Linked DNA regions of Homo sapiens: region 2 is linked to region 1. Evidence: chromatin contacts called from ENCODE Hi-C or POLR2A ChIA-PET data. All regions are on one chromosome and are shown on one strand. The core of a region is the stretch at or near the end of the contact, and the rest is flanking DNA. Distances in the headings are between cores, read along the strand shown.

Region 1 (5,935 bases), core at 2,346-4,845:
AAGATTTCACTGATAGTCGATGGTCGTGAAATATTTGATGTTTCTTTTTTTTGAGACGGAGTCTTGCTCTGTCACCCAGTCTGGAGTACAATGGCGCAATCTCGGCTCACTGCAACCTCCGCCTCCTGGGTTCAAGCGATTCTCCTGCCTCAGCCTCCTGGGTAGCTGGGACTACAGGCACGCACCACCAGGCCCAGCTAATTTGTGTATTTTTGGTAGAGACAGGGTTTCACCATGTTGGCCAGGTTGGTCTCAATGTCTTGACCTTGTGATCTGCCTGCCTCAGCCTCCCAAAGTGCTGGGATTATAGGCGTGAACCACCGCGCCCGGCCAGTATTTGATGTTTCTGAAGTATCTTGCCCCATTGGTTTATGTTTTATTGTCACCTCAGACTTGCTTTGTTGAAGGCTTGTCTTGCATTGACTGCTCTGAGGTCTTTCAGATGAGAATGTAGAAAAATGAGTTGTGTTTACTCTTTGATAAAATATGTATTCTATATAATATGTACATTATATACAGATGTATCTAATTTATATACTAGGTAATATTTGATAGTCATGCAAATGATTTTAAAATACCTTTTGTGTACTTGTAACCATATATATACATATACATGTAAAAATATACATATATGTATTTTTGTAGAGACAGGGTTTCACCATGTTGGCAGGCTGGTCTGGAACTCCTGACCTCAAGTAATCCACCTGCCTTGGCCTCCCAAAGTGCTGGGATTACAGGCGTGAGCCACTGTGCCCGACCAGGAGTAGGGCATTTATGCCAGTGATGTTTTATGTAATCAAACCCAGCAGGGCAGAAATGTGAGTGAACATCATGGAGAATCAGATTTTCACTCATAAAGAATTTGCCTTATATCAAGCTGCCCAAGAAGAGAAGAGCTTCCTGCAGGGAGGGGTGGTTGGAGAAATGTCTGAGGTATATGAATGCTTTTCAGGAATGTTATAGAAGCAAGCTACCCTTCTGAGCTAGGGTTAGAGTCTAGATACCCAGGATGGTCCTAGTTGATGCTCTTGCCCTGGAGTAATTATTAGTAGTCCCAATTCAGATCATAAATTAGTTCATCACAGCCTTGCATGGTGGCTCACACCTGTAATCCCAGCACTTTGGGAGGCCTGGGCGGGCGGATCACCTGAGGTCAGGAGTTCAAGACCAGCCTGGCCAACATGGTGAAACCCCATCTTTACTAAAAATATAAAAAATTAGCCGGCTGTTGTGGCGTGCGCCTGTAGTCCCAGCTACTCGGGAGGCTGAGGCACGAGAATCTCTTGAACCCAGGAGGCAGAGGTTGCGGTGAGCCAAAATTGCACCACTGCACTCCAGCCTGGGTGGCAGGGCAAGACTATGTCTCAAAAAAAAAAAAGTTCATCACTCTACTTGTGATACCTTTTTAGATGCATATTATGTTTCTAAGTACCGTATACTGTTGTCCATTGGAAATACCTGATTTAAAAGCAAAATTAAAGCTGGGCATAGTGGTTCATGCCAGTAATCCCAACACTTTGGGAGGCCAAGGCAGGGAGATCACTTGAGCCCAGAAGTTCAAGACCAGCCCTGGGCAACACAGGGAGACCTGTCTCTACAAAAAATTTAAAAATTGGCTACATGTAGTAGCATTCGCCTGTATTTGGGAGGCTGAGGTGGGAGGATTGCTTGATCCTGGAAGTCAAGGCTGAGTATGATTGTGCCACTGCATTCCAGCCTGGATGCCAGAGCAAGACTGTCTCAGAAAAGATGGCAAAATTATTCTTTCTCACTCTGATTAGAATGAAAGTCTTCTTAGAAGGGGTGTGAGGGGGTGATAATCACAAAAGTAATACATGCTTGTAACAGATCCATGTTGTATAAAAGTATATAAAATGTGAATATATTCTTCCATACCTTTAAATCCAACCCTACGAAGGAGCTGGAGTTAGCATTAGCAGTTTGATGGCATCCTGCCACATTTTTTTGGTCCTTTCACAAGCGCACACGTGCACATTTGTGTTTGGATGGTCATCTTGTTACTAGAAATGCAGAGGTGTGGACCTGAGCTAGAACCTTCCCTCAAGGCAGAGAGTCTACACTTGTAACTGCTCTGACAGCAGGGCTTTTGCTTGTCTCCTCCTTCCAGGTGAGCATCACGGACTATGTGGTGTTTGACCAGTGCAGCTTATTTCAGACGATAATCCATGCCACTCACTCGGTGGCCACAGCAGCCCAAGCCCCCGTAGAAAAGGTGGCAGATAAGCTGCGCATGGCGTTTTGGTCCCAGCAGCTTCAGTGCCAGCCAAGCCTTCTCGGGGTCAATAACAGCGGTGTCTGGATCTCCTCGGGCAAGAATGAATTCCACGTCGCTAAGGGAAGTCTCATAGGTGGGTGAATTGCTGTAATTTTCACACTGGCTTTATAGGCAGCCTCACTTTAAAGCCAACATTTAAAGAAAAGCTTTAAGATCTCAACTTGAAAAGATAATTTAGTGCCAGTGGTATGAAGTGTCTAGTGGAGGCACTCTATGCTTTGTGATCAGTTTCTCTCCTTTTTAAAAAATCTGTCATTCCTAAAACTCGTATCCCTGTGTCTGGATAGTGTTTCCCCTGGAAACCTTTTATGACATAAGAAAAGCAAATGGAGGTCATTTTTATGTTAACAATTTCACATTTTAAATGAAAAAATCCACCCAAACCTAGTGAGAGAGAATGGTCCACTTCCTGGAGGGAAGGTGATCGCCACTGTTGGAAATGCAAGGCTCTGGCCAGGTCTGTGAATGTAGATGCCAGTCTACACATCCTGGGGTTTGTTTCTGTGAGTGAACCCCTTGCTTTTCTCCAGCCCTCTCCCTGCTGCATGGCCTCCACGACCCTGGACTGGGTGTGGCTCTGCCTGGCAGTATTCAGAGGGAGATGAATGTTAGGCTGTGATTGCTCATGTCGCTTTATTTAGGGACACTCTAGAATTATCTGGAGAAAGGGTTTGAAGGCCAGCTGTCGTCCAGAACTAAGATCTGAAGTGGTTTTGTCTATGCTTTCTTTCTTTAACACATTCTTCCTATTTACTCTTTCCAGGCACCTACTGGAATCATGTGGTTCCCCGTGGGACAGCTTCTGCTACAAAATGGGCCTTTGTGTTGGCTTCTGCAGCTCCCACGAAGGAAGGTGGGTCAGTCTTAGCCTCACTGAAGAATCTAGAGCACAGCTTGGCCATTGGAAAGGTTCAAACCACAGTCGGACTGTGGCCTTGTTGGTTATGGGGCATGCCTCGGAGACTGACCACGTGAGGGTGTCAGAGGCCAGTAGCCCTTGTTAGCTGAGCCGAGGGCCCTGAATCGGGATAGGCCTGACCAGGAGAGCCTCTGAGAGGGACCGAGCGTGGTGAAGATGAGGGAAAGTGTCCTTCTGAAGGAGGGGCTCACACAGTGCAGCCACCGGGGCTGGCAGCTGGTGACTTCCAGTGGCACATGGCAGGGGCCACAGCTTCTTTGGGCACCTTCCCATCTCCCCTCGAGAATCCTTCTGTCACCTCCCAGCAACTTCCTTCCGTCTTGTTCACAGCCTCCGGATAACCTAAGTCCGACATTTGCACCGCATTAGGCAGACCTGCCCTGCAGCGGGGTGCTCCTGCCAACCACATTCTGGGCAGAACTCAGTGTCCCTGCGGAGTACAGGGTTTGTGAGGGAGCCAGGGCACCAGAGGGTGAGGGAGCTGGCATCTGCGGCCGGGAGGGGCACTTCCCCCACCCGCTTAGCTGGGAGCCCCGGCAGTCAGGCGACCTCTCTGGGAAGTAGCTGTACCTCCTCCCAGGATTGCCTGAGGATGAAATGCAAAGATGCTGTGAAATCTGTGGTGAAGAGGGAATCGTTTGCTTAGTTCAAACCATTAGTCCCACTAGGATGCAGGTGACTGGGTCAGTACAATAACTTCTTACTCACCAGATTGTTCGGACCACAGTTCTGGAACCCAGAAATCTCTGAAAACAATGTTATTTCTTGAGTCTGGCATAAATTAATTTGGCAGCAAAACCTGACCGGATCTCACATAGCTGCCTCCAGCCTTGGTTGATCTGTTGGCTGTGACCGCATCCATGTTGCAGGGATGTTACCGCACTTCACCGGGGAGCGCCTGGCCCCTCCGTGGTTGTTTTGTAAACCTCTGGCATACCCATTAGCTTAGGTTTTCAAAAATCCAGAAAAAGTTTGAATTCCAAAACGTGGCCACAAGTTGTAGATAATACTTCATATAACGTACTGTGACCAAGATTTTAACTGCCCTAAGGATTATTTGCATTTTAAACAGAATCTGTTAAACCTAAAGGACTTTTTTAAAATGCTGTAGGGAATGAAAGGACATGATTTTGAGGCAAGGGTGGGAAGAGAAGCACTTCCAGCTTCCTAAGCCTTCTCCAGCAGCTGCCCCACCCCCCGGCCCCATCCCCAGAAGGTCCGGGAGAGCACCATGGCGCCATCCTTCCTAGGAACTGCCAACCCTCCCTCCCTCCAGGGCACCGAGTTGATAGTCTTCTCCTCTTGGTAAAATTAACTTTCTACATTAAAAATGCTTTGGTGCCTTTGTTCAAGTGAAAAACTTCTCAGCCCATGAAAAATGGGAGGTCAAAGCCACTAAGCCAACATTATGGCCTTCATAAAATCTCCTAAGCCTTGCCTTCTTTCCATTTCTTTCCAACATCTCAGGCGTGTTTCTTGTTAGTCACGGTGTTTCCCTCTGCCTTCTACCTTAAAGTGCTACACCGCTCCTGCCCGTGTGGGAATGGGCAGGTGAGTGAGCTGGCATCTGTGGCCAGGTGGCTAGCGTCTGCTGAAAGGCAAAGGCTGCCTTGTGCATTTAGGGCAGGCGGCTTGGTGCAGACAACACCTCGATGACAAACATGACCCCTTTCTGCAGGAAGCTTCCTGTGGCTGTGCCAGAGCAGCAAGGACCTGTGCAGCGTCAGCGCCCAGAGCGCACAGTCGCGGCCCTCCACGGTGCAGCTGCCTCCCGAAGCCGAGATGCGCGCCTATGCCGCCTGCCAGGATGCGCTGTGGGCGCTGGACAGCCTCGGCCAGGTGTTCATCAGGACGCTCTCCAAGAGCTGCCCCACGGGCATGCACTGGACCAGGCTGGACCTCTCCCAGCTAGGTACGGCCACCTCGTGAGTACACCTGCCGGTGCCCTGACTGCCCTAAACCGGCATCACAACGTGATGTCGGACAAAACTGCCCGGCCTGTGTCCAACCTGTGAGAGTTCTGAGGGGGTGTTTATAAGCTGCTGAATTTCAGGAGCTCAGTTGGCCACTCTTTCAGACTAGACAGGCTCTGGGTTTTGTCCCTTCCCCTGCCCCTTAGAGTTTGCAGGGCTGTCAGAACCCGAGGAGGGTGTGCGTCCTCAGGTCAAGGGGCCACTCGCTGCGAGCGGCTTGAAGGATACTGGTGATGCAGCTGCCCCGTCAGTCTTTCTGAATATGGAACATAGCTTTATGACCTGAAAAGCTGAAAAGATGGGTGTTCCCTATGACAGGATCAGTGCCACGTTTGTCTATCTCCTCAGGACAGTACCTGGCGGAGGAGAGTGGCTCAGCACACAGGTGCTAGCTCTCCTTCAGCTCAGCCAGATATAGGAGGACCTGCATCCACTAGCTCCTGCTTTTCTCTGAATCTTCTATCAAAAGCCGTGGAGTAGGCTAAGAAATGTAGTGCTATTTGTAGGCCGGGCGCAGTGGCTCACACTTGTCATCCCAGCACTTTAGGAGGCTGAGGTGGGTGGATCACCTGAGATCAAGAGTTCGAGACCAGCCTGGCCAACATGGTGACACCCTGTCTCTACTAAAAATACAAAAAAAAATTAGGTGGGCGTGGCAGTGCACGCCTGTAGTCTCAGCTACTCAGGAGGCTGAGGCAGGAGAATTGCTTGAACCCGGGAGGCGGGGGTTGCAGTGAGCCGAGATCA
Region 2 (5,935 bases), core at 2,125-4,624, 35 kb after region 1:
TTGACCTCCCCTCATGTTAGAGCCCCTTTCTCCCGGATCCCGGGTCTTCCTCTCTCTGTGTCTGTGTTTGTTTGGGTGGAGTTTATCTTCCAGTCGGTTCCCAAGGAAGGGTTCATGGTTGGTGACTTTTTGGAGGTATTGCATGTCTGAAAAGTCTTTCATCTGTGTTCACCCTTGACCTTGCTGGATATAGCAGTCTAGGTTGGAAACCATTTTCCTTTAGGATTTTGAGGGTCTTTCTCCATTGTCTCTCGGCTTCCAGGATTGCTACTGAGAAGCCAGAAGCCTTTCTTTTTTTTTTTTTTTTTTTTTTTGAGACGGAGTCTCGCTCTGTCGCCCAGGCTGGAGTGCAGTGGCATGATCTCGGCTCACTGCAAGCTCTGCCTCCCAGGTTCACGCCATTCTCCTGCCTCAGCCTCCCGAGTAGCTGGGACTACAGGCGCCCGCTACCACGCCTGGCTAATTTTTTTTTTTTTTGTATTTTTAGTAGAGATGGGGTTTCACCGTGTTAGCCAGGATGGTCTCGATCTCCTGACCTTATGATCTGCCCGTCTCGGCCTCTCAAAGTGCTGGAATTACAGGCGTGAGCCACCTCGCCCGGCCCAGAAGCCGTTCTAACACCTGATCCTTGATACTTGACCTGTTTTTCTTTCTGAAAGTTTGTAAGGTCTCTTTGTTCCTAGTGTTATAAGAACAGATACATAGTGGTATGCCTTGGTGAGGGCTGTGTTCATCCTTGCAGCCAGGTGGTTGCAGCCTATGTGCTGGTGGGTGTCTGGGTCCTCTGCTGGGGTCCTCTTCTGCCCCGCCTCTCTTGTTTTCCTTTTTTTGTTGTTATGTTTTTGTGTGTTGTTGTTGTTGTTGTAGGGTTTTTTGTTGTTGTGGGGTTTTGTTTTGTTTTGTTTTGTTTTTGAGACGGTCTCTCACTCTGTCACCCAGGCTGGAGCACAATGGCGCAATCACAGCTCATTGTAGCTTTAAACTTCTGGGCTCAAGCAATCCTCCCACCACAGCCTCCCAAGTAGCTGGGACCACAGGCATATGCACCATGTTCAGCTAATTTTTTTATTATTTTTTGTAGAGATGGAGTCTCACTATATTGCCCAGGCTGCTTTTGAACTCCTGGGCTCCAGCAATCCTGCCACCTTGGCCTCCCAAAGTGCTGGATTCCAGGCATGAGCAACTGCACCTGGCACCCCTCCTGTTTTCTGTCTGCTCTGGCTGAAGGCCTCCTTTTCCTTTTCTTTTTTTTTTTTTTTTTTTTTGAGTTGGTGTTTTTGCCCTTGTTGCCCAGGCTGGAGTGCAGTGGCGCAATCTGGGCTCACTACAGCCTCTGCCCCCCGGGTTCAAGCGATTCTCCTGCCTCAGCCTCCCACGTAGCTGGGATTATAGGCACCTGCCACCATGCCTGGCTGATTCTTATATTTTCAGTAGAGACAAGGTTTCACCATGTTTGCCAGGCTGGTTTCGAACTCCTGACCTCAGGTGATCCACCTGCCTTGGCCTCCCAAAGTGCTGGGATTACAGGCATTAGCTACTGTGCCCAGCCTGGAGGCTTCCTTTTGTATTGTGGACTTTCTAAGCTGGCCTCCACTTTTCCTTTCTCTCCTGTTTCTGTCTTTTTATGCTTTTATCCTGCTTTCTAGAAGACATTCTCAACCTTATTTCTCCAACCCTCTGTCAGATTATTTCCATGATCACATGTTTAATTTCTGAAAGTTCCTGTTGTTGTTTGATGGCTGTAGAGTCAGTCTTCTCTCATCTCCCTAAGGATGTTTTGGAAGTTTCTTCTCCCTGCCTGGTCTTTGTATGTCCCAAGTTGTGTGTTTTCTGTCTAGTTCGCCTTTTACATGGCAGAGGCTTTCTTCAGATGTTGGCAGTCCCCTGGTTGGAAGAGTGAGGCCCAGCAAGGCTGACTGGAAGCCCTGAGCACATGCATGGAGCCTGTGGGCCCCGCGGGTCTCTGACAGCAATCTGGCTGGGCTGCTGGGTGGGGAGTCGTTGCTTTTAGCCTTCCAGGGCCCGCTGAGTCCTTGCCATGCATCCCCCACTTTCCAGCTTCCAGAATTGTATGGCTGCTTCCTCCCCTCATTCTCTCTGTCCTTAGGAGATTTGAACCTTTTTTCTTTGAGATGGAGTCTTGCTTTGTCACCCAGGCTGGAGTGCAGTGGCCCGATCTCAGCTCACTGCAGCCTCCCCCTCCTGTGTTCAAGCAATTCTCTGCCTCAGCCTCCCGAGTAGCTGGGATTACAGGCGCATGCCACCATGCCTGGCTAATTTTTGTATTTTTGGTAGAGACAGGGTTTCGCCATGTTAGTCAGGCTGGTCTCGAACTCCTGGCCTCAGGTGATCCGGTCTGCCTCGGCTTCCCAAAGTGCTGGGATTACAGGCGCGAGCCACTGCGCCCGCCCCGTTTTTCTTTGTTTAACCCATTCCCTCTCATGGTAGTGGTGCTTGAGAAGGGAGTGAAAGAGTAATTGTGTGCTCATTATCATCACTGCCCAGAAGCTTCTGGCTTCTTCAGCGCCCTGCAGGTGACTCTTGCACATACCCAGCGCTGAGCACCATGGTGCAGCTCATCCCCTTCACCTCCACGGTTCTGGTATCACAGTCTTCAGAGTATAGCCACTATTTTCCTCTAAGCCTCTGAACATCTTTGAGTGGTATTTAGGTGCTGGTGGGGCTGCCTGTTACACTGTAAGTTGTTCCGTCAGCACAACTATGCTGCCTGCAAATGAAGGTATGAAACCTCCCCAAACTGCTGTCTAATGGTGTGGGATGGAACCAGCTCCCTTTGAGAGAAACTAAATTGTTTTTTGCCACTTCCTTTAATTTTTTCCATGTTGCCTTTTTTTCCTATACCTCCATTTAAACATCTATTGTTTTTGAGCTCTCTTCTTCAAAACTTGCTTCTAGGAACTATTACCCCTCTTCACCATATTGAACTCTAAGTCTTTTCTCTCATTCTGGAAGGCCATGATACCTAGAAGTAGACCACAGGGTTCTAACGGGGTGCCCTGGGTCCTGCAGCAGTCCCCTCATCGTGCTTTAACAACTTATGACCCAGTAGTTTAAACAACGACCTAGGGAAGCTTGTCCCAGCCTGCCCTGCGTGTGCCCCCAGTAAAACCATGAGCGGCAGGAAGGGGAGCCCCTCGCGATGCTTGCCATGACCCTAGAGGAGCAGAGCCCAGAGATCATCTTTAGGGACCTCTCCCTCTGGGCTGCACTCATCCAGAAGGTGCTTCCCCGAGCCTGTCTGTAGAGTCAGCCACAGAGCAGGGCGATGAGCTATCAGAGACCAGGGTGTGTGCCACTGGGTCCAGCTTCTGCTCTTCTTGTCTCACAGCAATATTTGAGTCCTGGTGCTAGCCATGGCGCAGTCGTTGGGCTGGTATCAGTGACAAGGTCTGGAGGGTAGACAGGAAGAGTGGCCAGTTGGCTCCACCAGCCCCTGCTCAGGAAGGACAGAATGTGACAGGCACCCAGGAAACCTGCTTCTGAGCGTTTTCTTTAGCGCACCCCCTACAATTAGCAGATGCAGCTTCTTGCTGGATTCTGAGGTCACACCTCAGACCAGATGTAGAGGCCCAGCAGTAACTGGAGTCAGTGCAGAAGGACCCACCACGGAGAGGGAGAGGCCTCTGACAGGCCAGAAGAGAGCAGCAGTGGAGCCTGTTTCTGTCTGGAGCCCTGCTCTGCTGGGCCAGAAGTTTCCAAATGTTTTTTAGCAGTGGGACCCATTCTTCAAATTAAAAAAAAATTTTTTTGAGTTAGGCTCTTGTTCCGTCACCCACGCTGGAGTGCAGTGACACAATCTCAGTTCACTGTAACCTCAACCTCCTGGGCTCAAGTGATCCTCTTACCTCATCCTCCTGAGTACCTGGGACTACAGGTGTGTGTACAAAATACAAAAAACACTCCCAGCTGTCCAGCCTTAAATAAAATCTTGTACATAAGCCAGATGTGTTCAACAAGTAACAGCAAAACTGGTCCCATGAAACTGCCCCTTCCACAGGGGCCCTGAGGCACCTCTGCAAGGCCAGGGCCCCACAGGCGCTGCTGGAAAACTGCTGGTCTTCGGGCCAGTGAGGACAGAGAGAGAGCTCAGCACAGCAGGCCCCGGGCAGCCATACCCACCTCGTACCACGGTCAGAGTCTCGAGGAGCCTCAGAGATCATGGTCCCCGGCTCCTCCAGCTAAGGACACAGACCACGAAGAGGAGGTCCTCCTAGTGTGTCAGCCCTGGCTCTGAGAATTTACCTTTAATTTAATTCTAGACCTATTAACATGGGTATCGGGTTTTTAAGCCCATCTGAAATTGGGAAGAATAGACCAGAAGCAGGAAGAGGGTCTGCTACAGGGAAAAAAGAACTAGAAAGACCAAACAGAAGTCAGAAAGTACAGCTACCACGGGGCCATGTGACAAATGGCCCAACCAACCCACACGCCTCAGCGCCCCCTGAGGCTGCACGGATAGACGGACAGACACACAGCAGCACCATGAATCCTTGAGGGAAAGTAAAGCTCAGCATGTGTCAGTCTTTACGGGGATTCAAGGTTAAAACAGGGAGGGAGAGAGACTTGGAGGGAAAAGAAAAGGCAGTGTGGAAAGCACAAATGGCCGCCTGGATAACCGTGGTTTGTTTGGGTTAGGATTATTTCCAGAGGCGTCTTTCCTGGGGCATTTGTGCTGCCGCTTCAAAAACCCTCGGTCCACCCTGGTATTCCTGAAACATTCCTGCTGAATTTCTTCCAAGTTCTGATAAGTCCATGCCAAAATGGTCTGTCTAGATACATGTTTCCTTTGGCTGTGAAATCTTCAGCATGTTTTTGTTTTTCAGCCTGGGTTTACCACATTCTGACTGAGGAACATGTGTGAGTGTGTGTGTGCGTGCGCACACGTGTGTTGATAAAAGCTATGATAAAAGCTCAGCTACAAGAAGTTTGAAGAACTGTGGTCTGAGCCCCAGACACTTGTGTTTTCTTTTTCTTTTCTTTTCTTTTTTTTTGAGATGGAGTCTCGCTCTCTCCCCCAAGCTGGAGTGCAGTGGCGCAATCTGGGCTCACTGCAAGCTCCGCCTCCCAGGTTCACACCATTCTCCTGCCTCAGACTCCCGAGTAGCTGGGACTACAGGCGCCCGCCACCACGCCTGGCTAATTTTTTGTATTTTTAGTAGAGACGGGGTTTCACTGTGTTAGCCAGGATGGTCTCAATCTCCTGACCTCGTGATCCGCCCACCTCGGCCTCCCAAACTGCTGGGATTACAGGCGTGAGCCACCACGCCCGGCCTGTTTGTTTTTTTTTTTTGATACGGAGTTTCACTCTTGTTGCCGAGGCTGGAGTGCAATGGCGCGATCTCGGCTCACCACAACCTCTGCCTCCCGGGTTCAAGCGATTCTCCTGCCTCAGCCTCCTGAGTAGCTGGGATTACAGGCATGAGCCACCACACCTGGCTAATTTTGTATATTTTTTAGTAGAGATGGGGTTTCTCCATATTGGTCAGGCTTGTCTTGAACTCCGGACCTCAGGTGATACGCCTGCCTCAGCCTCCCAAAGGGCTGGGATTACAGGCGTGAGCCACCACGCCCAGCCTCTTTTGCATTTTTATGAAGTTTTTAATATGAATAAGCCAAAATTTTAGATCACCTACTACTTTTTTTTTGTTTTTTTAGTAGAGATTAGGTCTCGAGCTACTGGGCTCAGGCAATTCTCCTGCCTCAGTGTCTCATAGAGCTGGGATTATAGGTGTAAGCCACTGTGCTCGGCCTTTTTTTTTTTTTTAATTGAATTTTTTTTTATTTTTTTGATACGTAGTTTCACTCTTTTTGCCCAGGCTGGAGTGCAATGGCGCAATCTTGACTCACCGCAACCTCTGCCTCCTGGGTTCAAGCAATTCTTCTGCCTCAGCCTCCTGAGTAGGTGGGATTACAG

The links. Hi-C counts contacts between places; a loop is a spot of excess contacts on that map. ChIA-PET counts read pairs that join two places held with the same protein, here RNA polymerase II (POLR2A). Pooled maps may share reads with other maps.
Region 2: POLR2A ChIA-PET joins it to region 1 with 10 read pairs in OCI-LY7. The contact joins two enhancer-like sites. A Hi-C loop is called at or near these places in 8 of 168 maps with a recorded cell type or tissue (PC-9, Right ventricle myocardium inferior, dorsolateral prefrontal cortex and 4 more) and 7 of 50 pooled maps. POLR2A ChIA-PET finds 5 or more read pairs at or near these places in 8 of 52 experiments (HCT116, HEK293, HepG2 and 4 more).

The regions. Positions count from the first base shown.
Region 1 is chr14:102,447,501-102,453,435 of GRCh38, forward strand. TECPR2 (tectonin beta-propeller repeat containing 2) reads left to right here. Exons shown (of 20, transcript NM_014844.5): 14 at 2,129-2,369; 15 at 3,060-3,149; 16 at 4,894-5,127. Among named protein-coding and RNA genes, the nearest start is that of ANKRD9, 59 kb to the right of the region's middle. Within about 2 kb of position 3,596, at least 5 of the 41 ENCODE cell types and tissues checked have a DNase peak (open chromatin) inside an H3K27ac peak, as active enhancers do; they include gastrocnemius medialis and psoas muscle, where a contact is called at or near this core.
Region 2 is chr14:102,482,548-102,488,482 of GRCh38, forward strand. All of the region lies in intron 17 of TECPR2 (tectonin beta-propeller repeat containing 2), which reads left to right. Among named protein-coding and RNA genes, the nearest start is that of ANKRD9, 24 kb to the right of the region's middle. Within about 2 kb of position 3,375, at least 3 of the 41 ENCODE cell types and tissues checked have a DNase peak (open chromatin) inside an H3K27ac peak, as active enhancers do; they include gastrocnemius medialis and psoas muscle, where a contact is called at or near this core.